Linked DNA regions of Mus musculus: region 1 is linked to region 2. A link is a loop called in an ENCODE intact Hi-C map of the cell type or tissue named here. Cell type or tissue: left cerebral cortex. All regions are shown on one strand.

The links. Hi-C counts contacts between places; a loop is a spot of excess contacts. Peaks named below come from ENCODE experiments on the same cell type or tissue, not always from the same donor. Only the 100,000 strongest peaks of a DNase experiment are listed, where the experiment ranks them.
Region 1: a loop joins it to region 2, with 2.6 times the contacts of the local background. A loop is called at or near these places in 3 of 42 quality-filtered maps.

The regions. Positions count from the first base shown.
Region 1 is chr11:95,824,568-95,832,567 of GRCm38, forward strand. Phospho1 (phosphatase, orphan 1) reads left to right here. Exons shown (of 3, transcript NM_153104.3): 1 at 1-142; 2 at 4,099-4,208; 3 at 5,984-7,573. The coding sequence starts at 4,164. The coding sequence ends at 6,742. It overlaps Abi3 (ABI gene family, member 3), which reads right to left. Exons shown (of 8, transcript NM_025659.4): 8 at 5,505-8,000. Among named protein-coding and RNA genes, the nearest start is that of Phospho1, 4.1 kb to the left of the region's middle. In left cerebral cortex, CTCF peaks have their summits at 3,117 (motif pointing right), 3,318 and 7,355 (motif pointing left); DNase peaks (open chromatin) are centred at 498, 3,118, 3,380 and 5,973; H3K4me3 peaks cover 1,269 bases; H3K27ac peaks cover 823 bases.
Region 2 is chr11:96,029,506-96,037,505 of GRCm38, forward strand. Gip (gastric inhibitory polypeptide) reads left to right here. Exons shown (of 6, transcript NM_008119.2): 5 at 1-84; 6 at 1,202-1,323. The coding sequence ends at 1,211. Snf8 (SNF8, ESCRT-II complex subunit, homolog (S. cerevisiae)) reads left to right here and starts at 5,380. Exons shown (of 8, transcript NM_033568.3): 1 at 5,380-5,562; 2 at 5,814-5,864. The coding sequence starts at 5,509. It overlaps Gm24949 (a small nucleolar RNA gene), which reads left to right and starts at 3,173; the gene lies at 3,173-3,387. In left cerebral cortex, a CTCF peak has its summit at 3,919 (motif pointing left); DNase peaks (open chromatin) are centred at 4,780 and 5,385; H3K4me3 peaks cover 1,670 bases; H3K27ac peaks cover 797 bases.

The DNA of each region.
Region 1 (8,000 bases), 200 kb before region 2:
GCGGCGGCGGCCCCGAGGATGGGGGGCAGGTGGAAGGGACGGAGCAGAAGCACATCATCCACAGTCCCTCGGGGCTGGAGGGATTCGTGAGCCGGAGCTCAGAAATCCGGGGGTGGATAAGACCGCGTACCCCCCAAATCCCGTAAGCACCCCTTGCTCCATCCTGTCCCTAAATCCCTTAAGTAGCCCCCTTCCCACTACTTCCACTCCAAACTCAGCTGGGACAGACAGCGTGACCGCTGCTGCCCCGCATGAGTCTTGGGCTCCGGGAGGACCGCGATCTAAATGTTGGGGTGGGGGCTGTGTGTAGTTTGAGTGTGTTTCATGTGCTTGGTGGTGGGGTAGTCCCAGGGGCAGAGAACTGAACCCCCTCCTTTCCCAGGTTAATGGTACCCAGTGTCCCTTCATCTCCGGGGACTGTCATAGCTCCCCGCCACCCACAAGTCCTTCCTTCTCCCCGAGCTACGCACCCCCCGCCCGCATTAGAGCGAAGCGCCCGCCAGCTGGGGGTGTGCCAGAGTGCCTGCTTTCCAGTCACCTCTAAAAATATCTCTCCTGCTACCCCACCGGCAGCTGCCATCTCCCTGCCCCTACCCAGTAAGAATCACCTCTGCTTGTCCACCCCAGGCAGGGGACCCCAGAGGTGACGCCTAGTCCCAGATTCCTCACTGGCACCGGGGCGCAGACTAGCTAGGACAGGGAACATACAGAGCCTCCGGAGTTCAGGTAATTTCTTCAAGAGGCAGTAGAGATCCCTGAGTTTTAATCCTATTTCTGATGCTGTGTGATGTAAGCTGGACCTCTCTGCACCCCCTCCCTTGCCCATTACGGGTTAATGAACAAGAAAGGAGTTTGTGAAGTTGCGAGTGTTGGGGGCAGGAATCCTAGCTTAATTGTCAGATCTAATTTCTAGTGATGGGCATACTTATTCTTGAAGCAGAGAGGGCTTGACAGTTTTTAAGTGCTCACCCCCACTCTCAGTCTGCATGTTTCTTGTGGAAAACTCCCCAAACTTTCCTATGGGCTCTACCCTCTCCCCCATTAGGAGAATTTCAAGCTTAGACTTAAGTTAGTGCACACACACACACACACACACACACACCCCTACCCCGACTTCCCACAGATCTAACCTAAAAGTATTTGTATCAAAGGAGCAGGCAGGGGCTGTGATAGGGAATCAGGGCTGCAAACATTGATCTTAGATGAGACTAGAAAAGGACTTCCCTCAGCCCCCAAAAGTTTGCCTCCTGGCTGCTCTAGCATGTGGGAGAAACTCAAAGGTCCTGTCCTGTTCTCCACGGGGACTCTGGTGGTCACACAGAATTTTTTGTTGCTTTGTTTTTCTAGACAGGGTTTCTCTGTGTAGTACCGGCTGTCCTGGAACTCACTCTGTAGACCAAGCTGACCTCTAACTTAGTTTCACCTGCCTCTGCCTCTGCCTCTCTGCCTCTGCCTCTGCCTCTGCCTCTGCCTCTGCCTCTGCCTCTGCCTCTGCCTCTGCCTCTCTGCCTCTCTGCCTCTCTGCCTCTCTGCCTCTCTGCCTCTCTGCCTCTGCCTCTCTGCTTCTGCCTCTGCCTCTCTGCCTCTGCCTCTGCCTCTGCCTCTGCCTCTGCCTCTGCCTCTGCCTCTGCCTCTGCCTCTGCCTCTGCCTCTGCCTCTGCCTCTCTGCTTCTGCCTCTGCCTCTGCCTCTGCCTCTGCCTCTGCCTCTCTGCTTCTGCCTCTGCCTCTCTGCCTCTGCCTCTCTGCCTCTGCCTCTCTGCCTCTGCCTCTGCCTCTGCCTCTCTGCCTCTCTGCCTCTCTGCCTCTCTGCCTCTCTGCCTCTGCCTCTGCCTCTGCCTCTGCCTCTGCCTCTGCCTCTGCTGTGATTAAAGGCAATGCCCTGCACTGCCCAGGACTTATCGCTTATCACCTGTCAGAAGTGAGTGACTTTTTTTTTTAATGGCAGTTGTTTTGAAACAGGAATTTTCATGTAGTTCAGGGTGGCCTCAAACTCAGATTCTCTGCCCCTATCTCCTGCATCACCAGCTGCCAACTGGTCTATGCTATGAAGCCAGAAAATAACTAGGGGTGAATGGGGCAAGGACCAAGTGTCTGTGAGGCTGTGTCAATTTTTGGGAAGAAACCCGGAATACCTGGCCTTCTGCTCTGCAGAGAAAAAGACAAGATTACCAGAGTGGAGGCGCTGGACTTTAATCCCAGTGTTTAGGAGGCAAAGGCAGGAGGATCTAAGTTCAAAGCCAGCCTAGTCTACAGAGAGAATTGCAAGCCAGCCAAGGTTAGGTAGTGAGAGCCTGTCAGCTGTCAGCATTGGGACTGGTATAATTCTTTCAAAGGAAGACAGGCAAGTAGTTAACCCCCTCCAAGAGATGAAAATTAATCTTATCAAGAGTATTTTTATTACATGCCTGGAATCTCTGAACTCAGGAGGCTGTCCAGGTTGGTCGACCCTGTCTCAAAATTAAATACAAAGATAATGGGTTAAGGGCATGCTGTATAGTATCTGCAAAGCCCTGGGGTTGGTCCTGACTGTGGGACGAGGGGAGTGAAGCAGGAAGAGAAGAGAAGGTTGTTCTGTGTGGCTGCTGGTGACCCGTTTGGTTTGTATCTTTGTATCTGACCCTTGCTTCCCTCCCTGCCTGACACTTAGTTCCTCTCTTTGTGATTGCTTTTACAATGGGTGTGGCACCCTCTGACCTATCACCTCTAACTCTTGTCTTGGGACAAAGGTTATATCAGCCGGGATTCCAATGGTGACAGTTTCCCCAATGTCCCTTGCATGCGGTTCCCTCGTCTACCATCCCTGCCCCTTTCTCTCTCACTATCTCAATAATGTTGTCTCCCAGAGCACTGCTAGTTTTTGCTAGTGAGCTTTAACCTCTTTCCAGTTACTAGCTATAGGTTCTTTGAGGGGATAGAGAACACTGAGAGCTACTTCCTGTCTCTACTGAAAAGCTTTGCTCTGAGAAAGCGAGGGTGGTCAGCTCTATAAAGAGGGTTCCAGAAGCTGTGTCCTCTTGATCCTTCCCTAGTCTACTCTGGAGGCAGTGGCTTCTGCTGCCTTGGGATAGTCAGGGAGTGTGTCACCTTGAGAGTCAAGAGTTTACGGTGCCACCCATTGCTACCACTAGAGGGCAGCAGCCACCTAGTTTTTTTTTCTTTTCTTTTTTTTTTTTTTAATCTTTGCTCTAGTATCTTTCCAATTCCAAGCTGTATCTTTCCAATTCTAAGGGGCTGGCCTCTGGTCTCATAGCCTAGGGGTGGAGGGGTAGGGGAGTAGGGAGGCACCAAAAGCTGTAAATGGTATCTGTATAGATGCTCTAATGAAGGTCCTAACCAAAAGATCACCACCCAGTCACTGAAACTCCCGTGGAAATTTCAGCTTGCCCTGTTGGTGAGATCCCTGAACAAATTAGTGCCAGAGGTGAGTCTCATATCTCCTGCAGGCCCAGGGCTCTCAGCCTCTAGACAGTAGTGAAGTGTTTATGAACCAGCTACCACCCTGCTGAAGCAATGCAGCCTGTGGGAAGTGAGTTGATTGCTCTGCTCTCTGTCTTCCTGGCTGTGATGAACCATGCATGAGATCAGGAATAAAGGTGACTGGTAAACCGTGATGCACCCCACGACTCATGTGTGGGCAAAAGGTCACGCCAGACCAGCCTCTGAGATCTGGTTTTGAAAAATCTCAGCCACTTTGAGTGAGTGACCTTTGGGTGAATCTCCTACTTAATCTGTCTACAACTCCAACAGTGTCCTCTGTAAACCCTCCGGTAAGCTAGGGAACTAGCCAAGGGTGCTGTTAGCAAGGGGCGTGGCCTCGGTGTACATGTAAGAGTTTGCTTTTGCTCGTGGGCTTGATGGAAGAAATAGTCTGATGGGATCAGTAGCGAAAGGGAAGCCAGTGGGCAGGCACTTTGTTTTGGAGACAGAATCTTTCTATGTATCCTGGCTGTCCTAGAATGTACTAAGTAGACCAGGTTGGCCTCAGACTCACAGAGATCCACTTGCCTCTGCCTCCCAAGTGCTGGGACTAAAGGCTTGCACCACCATACTCCAAATAAACAGGTATGGACTTTTTGTGGATTCCCTCCCGCCCGCAGGAGCTCTGGATGACAGCTGGAGACCAACAGTTTCTAAAGGTGGTGGTTAAGATAATATACTGACAATGAGCGGGTGTTTTCCAGCTGTTGGACTACGATGCCTATCTAGGGTAAGTGGAGCCCTTCAGAATGAGGCCTTAAGCCCCTACTTTTCCACCCTGGGATAGGAGGAGCCCTCTTCAGCCCCCTTCAGATTTGTCCTCTCCACTGGAGCTCTATGGATCCCTGAAAATTTTCTCTTCTGTGGATCCTGGTGTCTCATATAACAGGGATCCAAGCCAGAGATTCCACAGGCTGGTAAAACCCCAGGGGTGACTCCTGGAGGGATAAAGTGGAGAAGACAGTTCTCTGAGGGAGAGAGGTGGCCAAGCTCCAATACCAACTCTGAAATGAGGTGTGCCAGGCCCAGAAGTAATAAGAGTGGGTGAGGCTTAGGATGCTGTCACTTGGTTGGTAGAACTCTGTTAATGCCAGCCCTAAGAAGGTGAACCAGGAGGCTCAGGAATTCGAGTTCATGCTTATCTACAAAGCACGCCTGAGGTCAGCCTGAGCTATAGGGAACCCCTTCTTTAAAAAGAAAGAAAGAAGTTGGGGTGTGTGGATGTGTGGTGGGAAACCAGGTTCTGTTTTGGTCTTTACCGCACTGGGTGGGAAGTGCATGCAGGAAGGTAGAAAGGCAAGCCAAGGGAGGGATATTCTAGGACAGGATCTCTCTGTCTCCCTCCTTATAGCTGCTGGCAAACAAAGGTGACAGGGACATGCTTAAGTTGGGTGGCTTACCTGCTGTGTCCGCATGCTTGCTTTTCATTGTGCCCCAATACTCACTCCCTTTGCATCCCCAGCTGTTTTCCCTTTGCCAACTTCCCAAAAGATGACTGACCCAAAGTCTCATGACTACCTAGAGCTCCCACTATGTTCCAGGAGCCTACTCTATCCTCCCTGCCTGACTTCATCCCAGACACCCTCTCCCTAACACCCCCTCACATAGCTGCCCACCCCTGCCTCCCTCTGCCTTTTTAGCCACTGCCGCTCTCTCTCCCCTCCCCTACCTGTCTCCCAGGTATGCCGTGGCCTGGTGAGGGGGGCTCCCACCTCCTTAAGCCCCATTGCTTCTCCTGTTGCCTGCTTGCTTCGGACTCTGGCAGAAACCCCACCTGCTGGCACGTGCTTCCCAGGGAATTGGCAAGTGATTAGCATGGGCAGCACATTAGCACAGGGCCCAGCAGCTCCCAAAGAGACTCCCAGGGTCTTGTGTGGTTTGCATACCTACCTGGTAATTTCAAGGGCTAAAACCTAGCTCTCTGGCCAGGCCCAGGGAGGCTCAGGAACTTGGCTTTCCAGGCCTGGCACTTATTGGCATCCAGGCCCAGGAAAGACCTGAGACTCATTGCCCACCCGGCCTTGGTGATGTCAATGGCTTTTCCAGGAGCCTGGCTCCTCCATTTATTCTTGATCCCAGGGGGATCACGGGAAAAGGAGGCTGCTCCCCCTGGGTACATGAATCTGCTGTCTACTCTGCTCTGACACCAGAAACCTCCAACCCAGTTGAGGAGTCTCAAGGAGTGATCCTTGACGAGTCATCCCCTCTCTTAAGGGATCCTATGAGAGCAGCAGAAACCGAAGCCAAGGAAGCTTTTGGCTTCAAGACTAGTATGGCCCCCTTGCGTCGACCCCAGCACGATTAACTGAGAGACAGGCAAGGGACGGCGGGGTGTGGGCAGCACATTGGTTCCATCTCCTGCTTAACCAGCCTTGGGTCCTCCTCAGGTCTTGGATGTGCCAGCGACCCTGGCTGTGGCCCGCTAATCAGCTTCTCCCTGGCCGGCTCCCGCCGCGCCGCCTCTCGCTTGCCTCCTCCTCCTGCTCCTCTTCCCCCTGCTCCCAGGACGGCAGGATGGCTGCGCCGGGCGCGCCTCGCTTCCTCCTCACCTTCGACTTCGATGAGACCATCGTGGACGAGAACAGCGACGACTCGATCGTGCGTGCCGCGCCAGGCCAGCAACTGCCCGAGAGCCTGCGTGCCACCTATCGCGAGGGCTACTACAATGAGTACATGCAACGAGTCTTTAAGTACCTGGGTGAGCAGGGTGTACGGCCCCGGGACCTGCGCGCTGTCTACGAGACCATCCCCCTGTCGCCAGGCATGGGCGATTTGTTGCAGTTCATAGCCAAACAGGGCTCCTGCTTCGAGGTTATTCTCATTTCGGATGCCAACACCTTCGGTGTGGAGAGTGCCCTGCGTGCCGCTGGCCACCACAGTTTATTCCGCCGCATCCTCAGCAACCCGTCGGGGCCCGACGCGCGGGGACTGCTGACGCTGCGGCCCTTCCACACGCACAGCTGCTCGCGCTGCCCGGCCAACATGTGCAAGCACAAGGTGCTCAGCGAATACCTGCGTGAGCGGGCCCGCGACGGCGTGCACTTCGAGCGCCTCTTCTACGTGGGTGATGGTGCAAATGACTTTTGCCCCATGGGGCTGCTGGCGGGCGGGGACGTGGCCTTCCCGCGCCGCGGCTACCCCATGCACCGCCTCATCCAGGAGGCACAGAAAGCTGAGCCCAGCTCCTTCCGCGCCCACGTGGTGCCCTGGGAAACAGCCGCCGATGTGCGCCAACATCTGCAACAGGTGCTGAAGATGTGTTGAAGACCATCGCCTGCCAGGGGTGCTCGGGACAACCGACGGAGGAGGGACGGGACTGGGGATTGGTTAGGATCACCTAGTTTTACTACCCTCCTCTTTCCTTTCGCTTTGCTATGCTCCTCCGGGCATATCTGGAATTCAGTCTGCTTGTGGGCTGGGAGCAGGGGTTCAGAGCCGTCCCTATCTATGCAGTTAACACAGCTCTGCTGCCTTCCCTCCAGGGAGGTGAGCACCCCTTGGAAGGCAGGCAGTGCCCCTCGAACTGAGAGGAACGGGTTCCTGGAAGTTGGGAGAAGGAACATCTCCCACTTACTTTAGCTGCTGTACCGGCTGCATAACCTCCTCTGCCCAGTCTTTCAAACGGACTCAGGATCCCCCAATCCGCATGCCAGTACCAGATTCCTCGCGGCAGACCTATGATGCTCTCAGAAGACAGCTCTAGGTCTTGATCTTGCTTCAGCCAACGCAACCCTACACTACCGCTGCGCTGGCTGCGCCTTGCTTCCTTCCCCCTCTCCACCCCCACCCCACCCCCGCCCACCAGACACCCCCCACCCACCCAAAGGAAGAAAAAGTCAGAAGGAACTACCGCCTCCTGCTGGTAGAACGAGGTAGAAGAACCGACCACTGACCTCGGAGAGTGTGAAAAATCCTAGCACTCCAGCAAGAGACCAGGGACTTCACCAAAGTCGTCCCCTCCCCCCCCGCACCCCTCCCCCCTTGCATTCCCCTTTGCCCTTATGGAACAGAAAGCCATGTTTTTAAGCAGAGCCAGGGAAACCCAAGCCCTTCCCCTCTCTGGAGTTTCAGACCAATAAAGGAGGTGAAGGGGGACAAAGGGACTTGTTCTCTTGTGCCACAGTGAGAAGGGGGGATGAAAGAGAGGTGCTCTCTGCTCTCAGGGAGTCCTATTTAAGTAGTGAGGGCGTGAAGAGCCCAGCGAATGGCTGCTTGTGACGTCAGGGGCCTAATGGGAAGAGTAAAGAGGGTTGAGATTGAGAGTCCTTCTGGGGCAGACTGCAGGGCTTCCGTGTTCCCTTTCCATCACTCCCTGTCTGGCCTTCTAGCCCTTTGGAGCAACTACCAGGAGGTCAGCAGTTTTATTCAAAGCTGGCGATCTTCTGAGCATGAGCTGGGGGTCCTCTGGGCAAGGTGCTTAAACTCCTTGCCTTCTAGGTTTGTTTGTTTTTGTATTCTTTATGCCATCTGCAGCAGTCCCCCCTGAGTACCACCCCTCTCTAGCCCACCCTCTTCCCACTGC
Region 2 (8,000 bases):
CAGTGATGATGATGTGCTGAGAGACCTTCTGATTCAAGAGCTACTGGCCTGGATGGTGGACCAAACAGAGCTCTGCCGACTCAGGTCGGGAGCAAAGGGGCCATGGGGGTGTTGCAAGCTTGTTCGTTTAGGCTGTCTTCTCATCTGGCCGCCTTTTCTGTCCTCAGCTTTCCCTCGTGACCCTTGGGCCAGGGCACCTTTCCCAGGGATAGGAGCCCTTATTTGTTCATATGATTCTGCTCTATAACTACTGTTTGTCTCAGTGACCATCAGCTAGGTTCTGCTCCAGAGTGAGGGTCGAAATACTGTGGAGTGACCCATGTACCCTATGGTGAAGAGGATCTCCACTCAAAACACAGAAGCCCAAACTCACCCAGACTTCCTGGGAGCTGGGGAGGGGTGGAGGGAGGGAATCTGGGTGCTTTCCAGAAGGTAAAGAGGGAGAAGAGAGCTTACTGGGTAGAATGCTCACTGGACCGGACATGGTGGTGCACACCTTTAATCCCAGCACTTAGAGGCAGAGGCAGGCGGATTCCTGTGATTTAAGCTCAGCTAGGTCTACAGAGTGAGTTCCAAGACATCAAGAGAAAATAGGAAAACCTTGTCTTAAAAGAAAAAAAAAAGTGGACAAAGGCTGGAGCGATGATTCAGTGGCTAAGCCCTCGCTGTTCTTCCAGATGACCTGGGTTCTGTTCCTAGCACCTATTTGATGGCTAACTGCCATCCACAGCTCCAGTTCCAGAGGATTCTCTTTGGAGCTCTATAGGCATTGTATGCACATTGTACACATGCATTCAAGTGGACAAAACACACAAACACATAAAATAAAAGGAAATACGTCTTTAAAAAATTAGAGTGGCTATCAACCTGTGGTCTGTACTTATAGGCATGTGCACACACACACACAGACACAGACACATGTGTATACATACATGCATATGATGTACACACACAGATACAGATACACAGATAGATAGACAAGAGAACATGATCAAGCCAGTTCAGAGGACAAATCCCTGTCAGAAGGTGGGGGTGCTGTCTTGGTACTTTTGTGAAAGATTTTGACTACTAATCAATCACCGAGAAAGGTCATTTACAGATAGGAGTGGTTTGTCTATGCCTGGACAGCAGGATAAATTTGCTGTGCTGACTCCAAGTTGGTAACTCCCTCCCTCTTTTTTCTTGTCTCCCCTTCTTCCAGGTCTCAGTGACTGACCTAGCCCAGAGCAGGACTGGACTCTGACCTTAGCTTGCTTGGCTCCTGCTTCCGCCCTGGTCCAAAGTCTCTGAGAGAACCAAACCAATAAAGCCTTAAGCTGAAGTAAACCTTGGTGTCCATGGTGAAAACTCATTCAAATGTCAGCTGAGCACTCGCAGGGCATAGCCATGTGTATCTTGGGTGTGTCCATGCCTCCCAAGGAAAAGGGACACATCAACTTATTCCTCTATGCCTCCTACAACCATACTAGAAACGACATAGACAAGAGGGATTCTGACTAACTCACTGTATACAACAATGAAGCACACAGACACAATGGCAGCCCTGATTGCTAACAAAGTCACCAGCCTGTAATAACAGTGCTGAGGAAGGGAAGGCAGGAGGATCAGGAGTTCAAGGACAGACTTGGCTACATGAAACTGTCCTCATGTCTCAAAAGCAAGCAAATAAACCCAATAGGAGAAGGTTCTTCGACTACATGGGCCTTTCAAGTTGCTGGAACAACTTGTGCCAGCAAGCCTTGATCTTTAAACACACGAACACACTACTAATCACAGCACGCTGAGTCACATGGAGAAAGACAGAAAAGTCTTTTCTAGATGGAATGGAGTAAGAACATGTCATTTAAGCGGAGACTGGGAGGACAAAACTGTAAATAAGTGGGTTGGAGAGACCTCTCAGTGGTAAGACTGAGAGGACCAGAGTTCAGTCCCAGAACCCTCATCCAGTGCCTCACAATGGCCTCTAACTCTTGCTCCAGAAGACACAACATCCATTCCTGGCCAAAGAGGGCACACACACAAACTTGTGTATATCCACACAGACACACACATTTTACATCAATTAGAAAGCTACGTGTGCCAGATGTGGTGGCGCACACCTTTAATCCCAGCTCTTGGGAGGCAGAGGTAGGCAGATTTTTGAGTTAGAGGCCAGCCTGCTCTACATAATGAGTTCCAGGACAACCAGGGCTATACAGAGAAACCCTGTTCACGAAAAACAAACAAACAAACAAACACACACACAAAAACAAAAAACAAAAAGAAAAAAGACTATGTTGGGCTGGAGAGATGGCTTGGCTTAGGAACACTGGCTGCTCTTCCAGAGGTCCTCAGCTCTACTCCCAGCAACCACATGGTGGCTCACAACCAAAGCCAAACCATCTATAATGGGATCTGATGCCCTCTTCTGGTGCAGCTGGAGGCAGGTTTAGTGTGTGTGTGCATGTGCACACAACACACAACCAAAACTATGTCAATAAACAAGAAGATGAGCAACAGGAAATACAGCATGAGAGTGAGTGAGGAGGCAGAACCAAAGCCTTAAAGGATGGTAGGGTTAGACGAGGCATGAAGATTGCTGAGAGTTTGAGCAAGCTGGACTATATAGTTGGAGTTAGGATGATGTAGTGGAACTTGTCTCAAAATAAAACAAAATAAAATAAAATAAAGATGAAGGGCATGGCAGCCCACATCTTTAATCCCAGCACTCTGGAGCCAGAGGCAGGTGGATGTCTTTGAGTCTGAAAGCCAGCCTGATTCATGATAGTGAGTTCAAGGCAAGCAAGGGCTACACAGTTAGACTTTGTCTAAAAAGAAAGGAAGGAAGAAAGGAAGGAAGAAACCTGGAGTGATGCATGGCTTTTCTTTTTATTTATTTAAATTAATTAATTAATTAATTTTTTGAGGCAGGGTTTTGTGTGTGTGTGTATCCCTGGCTGTCCAGGACTTGCTTTGTAGACCAGGCTGGCCTTGAACCATAGAGATTTGCCACCTGCCTGTCTCTGCCTCCCAAGAGCTGGGAGTAAAGGCATGGGTCACTACTGCCTGGCATGGTGCATGACTTTAAACCCAGCACCAGAGGCAAGTGGATCTCTGAGTTCAAAGCCAGCCTAGTTTATAAACTGTGTTCCAGGACTATAGAGAAACTCTGTCTTTAAAAAACAACAAAAGGAAGACTATACTTTCAGGGATCATTTCTATAGTTCGTTACTAGAGAAGTTTCTCTGACTGTGTAGAGCACCTGAAACCACGAGGACGAGACGTAGCATCCCCTACTGAGCGTGAAGCCGGCTCTAGGTGCTGCTTGATTGCAGCTGCCTCTTGCCATTGATGATCATTCTTCTCTCCTTCGGGAGGGTGAGAGGGAGGGAACGCAGTCTGAGTGGATTTGGTTTATTAAAAAAAAAGAAAAGAAAGAAAAAGAAAAAAGAAAACAAAAAACCAAAAGGGCTAGAGAGACAGCTCAGCAGTTAACAGCACTGGCTGTTCTTCTGAAGGTCATGAGTTCAAGTCCTAGTAGCCACATGGTGGTTCACACCCATCTGTAATTGGACCTAAGGCCCTCTTCTAGTGTGTCTGAAGACAGTGATGGTGACAGTATACTCACATATACATAAAATAAATAAATCTTTTTTAAAAAATCCTCCCAGTAGAACTGCTGGATCACATGGCAAATATAGTTAAACAACAACAACAAAAGGAAATTTGAAATAAAATTTATATCATATATCTTATATTATATATCATATGTATATTTATGGGGTGGGGTGGCTGGAGGGATGGCTTAGTGGTAAAGAGCACTGACTGTTTTTGCAAAGGATCTGGGGTTCAATTCCCAGCATGGACAAGACACTTTACAACTGTTTATATATCTGGTCCCAAGAGATCTGATGCCCTCTTCTGGCATCTAAGAGCACTGCATACAAGTGATGTACATCCACACTGACAAAACATACATAAAAATACAATTTAAAAACATTTACATTTTTTTTAAGACTTCTGAATTTCTTTTTTTTTTCCTTTTCCTTTTTCTTTTTTTTTTCTGAGACAGGGTTTCTCTGGGATTAAAGGTGTGTGCCACCACCGCCCGGCTTCTTCTTTTTTTTTTTTTTTTTTTTTTCGAGACAGGGTTTCTCTGTGTAGACCTGGCTGTCCTGGAACTCACTCTGTAGACCAGACTGGCCTCGAACTCAGAAATCAGCCTGCCTCTGCCTTCCAAGTGCTGAGATTAAAGGCATTTGCCGACACTGCCCGGCATAAATAAATCTTAAAAAAAAAAAAAGAAGGCAAAGGAAAAGTTTGGATTTACATTTGTGGCATCTTGAATATCTGATGAGAGTGTCAAAGTCTCAAACAGAGTTACATGTTTTCCTCCCTTCGTTTGTGTAATGTATTTCCTCCTAGCCAGCCACTGTAAAAGACTGTCTATAAACATCGTTTTTAATCATAACGATTGTATTTAAAACCTCACCACTAGCTCTTACTAGGCACAACACTGCCTGTGTTAGGGAGAAATTTAGAAGTTCATGCAGTAAGCCTGTCTGCTAGGTGGAATAAACAAACCCTGACTTGATCAAACTTACCTATTGAATTCCTCTGCAGAAATTCTTGAGTTGGGTTAAGATTTTACAGCTAAGGGCCAGGTATGGTGGCTCAAGATGGGGAAGATCTCTGAATTCAAGGCCAGTGTGGTCTACAGAGCAAGTGAATTCTAGGACTGCCAAGGCTACATTGAGAAACTCTGTCTCCCCCTAGCCCACTCCGCCCCCTCCAAAAAACCCAAATTTGAGTCAGACTGTCTGACTCATAGCTAGTCCTATTTCATGACGTTAAGTAATTTAAGGCAGATTCCCGAATCCCTTGTGAAATACAATACCAACTCACGAACTTGAGGGTTTTGAACAAGTATAGAACAAGGCAAGTTGTGCAGTGCGTGGCACAAAACTATCAGATGCTGCCGCCTTTTTTTTTTTGTTAATCTAAGGTTTCGTTTTATTCTCGGTTTTTGCTCAAGGTAGCACCCATGAGTTTGGTGGCTCATGCATTTAATCCCAACATTTGGAGGTAAAGGCAGGAGAACTCTGAATTCGAAGTGAGCTTGGCTTGCATAGTTCCAGACCAACCAACCATGGTTATGGAGAGACCCTTGCTAAAAAAAAAAAAAAAATGGCACCTTCCATGGCCAACACAGCTCTTGGTCATGTCCCTGAAGCATCTGTCGCTCTCCAGGAGCCCACCTTGGTAGGATGCATGGGGAATTAAAATAGGACATGGGGTTAGCGTTTGCGATGTCGTCTGGACTTCCTGGAAATTGGCCCCCAGCTAGGGCGGGGACTGGGGCCCTTGCAAGAAACTCCTCGACTCCGCGGCAGGAAGTGAATATCGAGACTTCCGGCGCGCTCAAATGACGCACGGCACCCGGCTTCCGTGTTGGGAGCTGGCGACAGAACCTGGGACGCGGAGAGCTGGGGTCGGGGCTGCGGGGCGGCCCGCGGGCCCGGGGTGGGGATGCACCGGCGCGGGGTGGGAGCTGGCGCCATTGCCAAGAAGAAACTCGCAGAGGTGAGCGCGAAAGAAGCCGGGATGGAGCCTGCTCTGCCCTCGAGACACTGAATTCTCCCGGAATGGAGTTCTAGTCCCCTAAATCTGTAGAAGACAGGTTTCTCCGGAGCCCAGGGAGGAGTGATTGGAGTGTCAGGAGGCTGCTGGTTAAGTCACTGCATAAGACATATCTTTAATACTAAGGCAGTGGCAGCGCAATGGGAGCCTTGGCGATCACTGTCACAACTCATGCCGGTCTTTTTGTCTGACAGGCCAAGTATAAGGAGCGAGGGACTGTCCTGGCTGAGGACCAGCTGGCCCAGGTGAGTGACTGAAAGGCTTCAGACAGGAAGGGAGATGGACCAGGGCTGGCCAATATACCTTTGGTATAGATCGTCTCCACTGAACTAAAAATAGGATGTCAGGCAAATCCAGATTTAGGGAGAATGGCTAGTAATACTAGCTAAGATTTTTGACTGATTAGACTTGTGCGTTTCCCCTTTTTATTTTATTTGGTTATTGTCTCTTTTTGTTTTTTTTAAAGATGGTGTCTCACTTTGCTGCTAAGGCTGGGCTCCCAGCCTGTCCAGCCTCAGTCTGATCAGAGCAAATGCCACCCTTCCCAACCTTATGGTCATGTTCAATCCTCATTACAATTCCATGTCAACCTAGATTTAAAAAGTTCATCCAGTGATCTGGGAATGTACCTCAGCGTTAGAGCGTTTGCCTGACATGCACAAGTGCTGGAAGCCGTGCTCAACACAGCAAAAATTTAAACTTTCTTTAAAAACCAAAATGATAATTTTTCCTCAGAGTACTGACATTTCGCCAGGCAGAGGTGGCACACGCCTTTAATCCCAGGACTCGGGAAGGCAGGGACAGATGGATCTCTGAGTTGGAGGCCAGCCTGGTCTACAGAGGGAATTCCAGGATAGCCATGGCTATAAAGAGTCACCGTGCTGTCTTGAAAAACAAAACAAAAACGAATGCTGATATCTATCTATTTATTTTTAAAAGATTTATTTATTTAATATATGTGAGTACATTGTTGCTGTATTCAGACACACGAGAAGAAGGCACCAAGATGACATTACAGATGGTTGTGAGCCACCACGTGGTGCGGGAATTGAACTCAGGACCTCTGGAAGAGCAGCCAGTGCTCTTACCCGCTGAGCCATCTCTCCAGCCCACTGATATTTATTTACTAATAACATTGCAGTTGCATTAGGAAAGCATAAGCCAATGGGATTCACCGGCATGTCCAAAGAAGTTGAGACAGAAAGTAAAATTATTAATATTATGAGAGATACTTTGAAATGATAATCTTTAGGCATAATGATTAATAGTAAGAATGGTGGTGTGCAAGGTTGAACAGTCTGCTGGACAGATGCCTTTTTTTTTTTTTTTTTTGGAAATTTTGCTTTATTTGTTTTGTTGAGACCGGGTCTATGCACTCCTGGCAGCCCTGGAACTCACAATGTAGACCAGGTTGGCCTGGAACTCACAGAGATCCTCCTGCCTCTGCCTACCAAATGTTAGGATAAAGCCATTTGGCACCATGTCTGGCCTCTTTCTTTTCTTGCTTGTTTTTCGAGAGGCTCTTACTGCCTCTCATTGCTTGGGACTAGCAGAGTTGAACAGGGTGGCCTTTCAGTAGGCCATTCACTTGCCTCTGCCTCCCCGTGGTGGGATGAAAGGACCATGCATGCATCCTTTATTACGGTGCTTTGTAGCAAACTCAGGGCCTGGCACATGCAGTGGATGTGTCCCATCCCCAACTGTACCCCAGCTTACGGCTTTTATTTCATGTATCTCACAGTGGTGAAAACGGGCCTGACTTGTGGCACCTGTCACTCTCGGCACCTGGGAACATGCAGGAGGGCAGATGAATGACGGGTTCAGGCCCCGTCTCTAACCTCACCCTTTTGTGTATGGACTCTGAATGCGCTTGGGCATTGTGGTTGCTGAGGAAGAGGAGGGGCTTTGGCTTGAAATGGGCTTTTTTTTTTTTTTTTTTTTTCGAGACAGGGTTTCTCTGTATAGCCCTGGTTGTCCTGGAGCTCACTCTGTGGACCAGGCTGGCCTCGAACTCGAACTCAGAAATCTGCCTGCCTCTGCCTCTCGAGTGCTAGGATTAAAGGCATGTGCCACCACTGCCTGGCTGAAATGGGCTCTTGATCTGAGGAAAAATAGACAGGATGTCATTGTAATTATTTATTTTATTATTGTAATTATTTTGTTTATATGTTTGTCAGTGTGCTTGTGCACACATGTATGCAGGAGCCTGCAGAGGCCAAAAGAGTGTCAGATCCACTGCAGCGAGCGGTAGGTCATGGTAAAGCACCTAGTGTGCGTGATTGCTGGGGAGCAGACCTTGCTCCTCTCAGGGGCAGCAGTGCCAGCCACTTAGTATCTCTTTAGTCCTTCCTTCATCTCATCATCTTATCATTTTTTTAAAA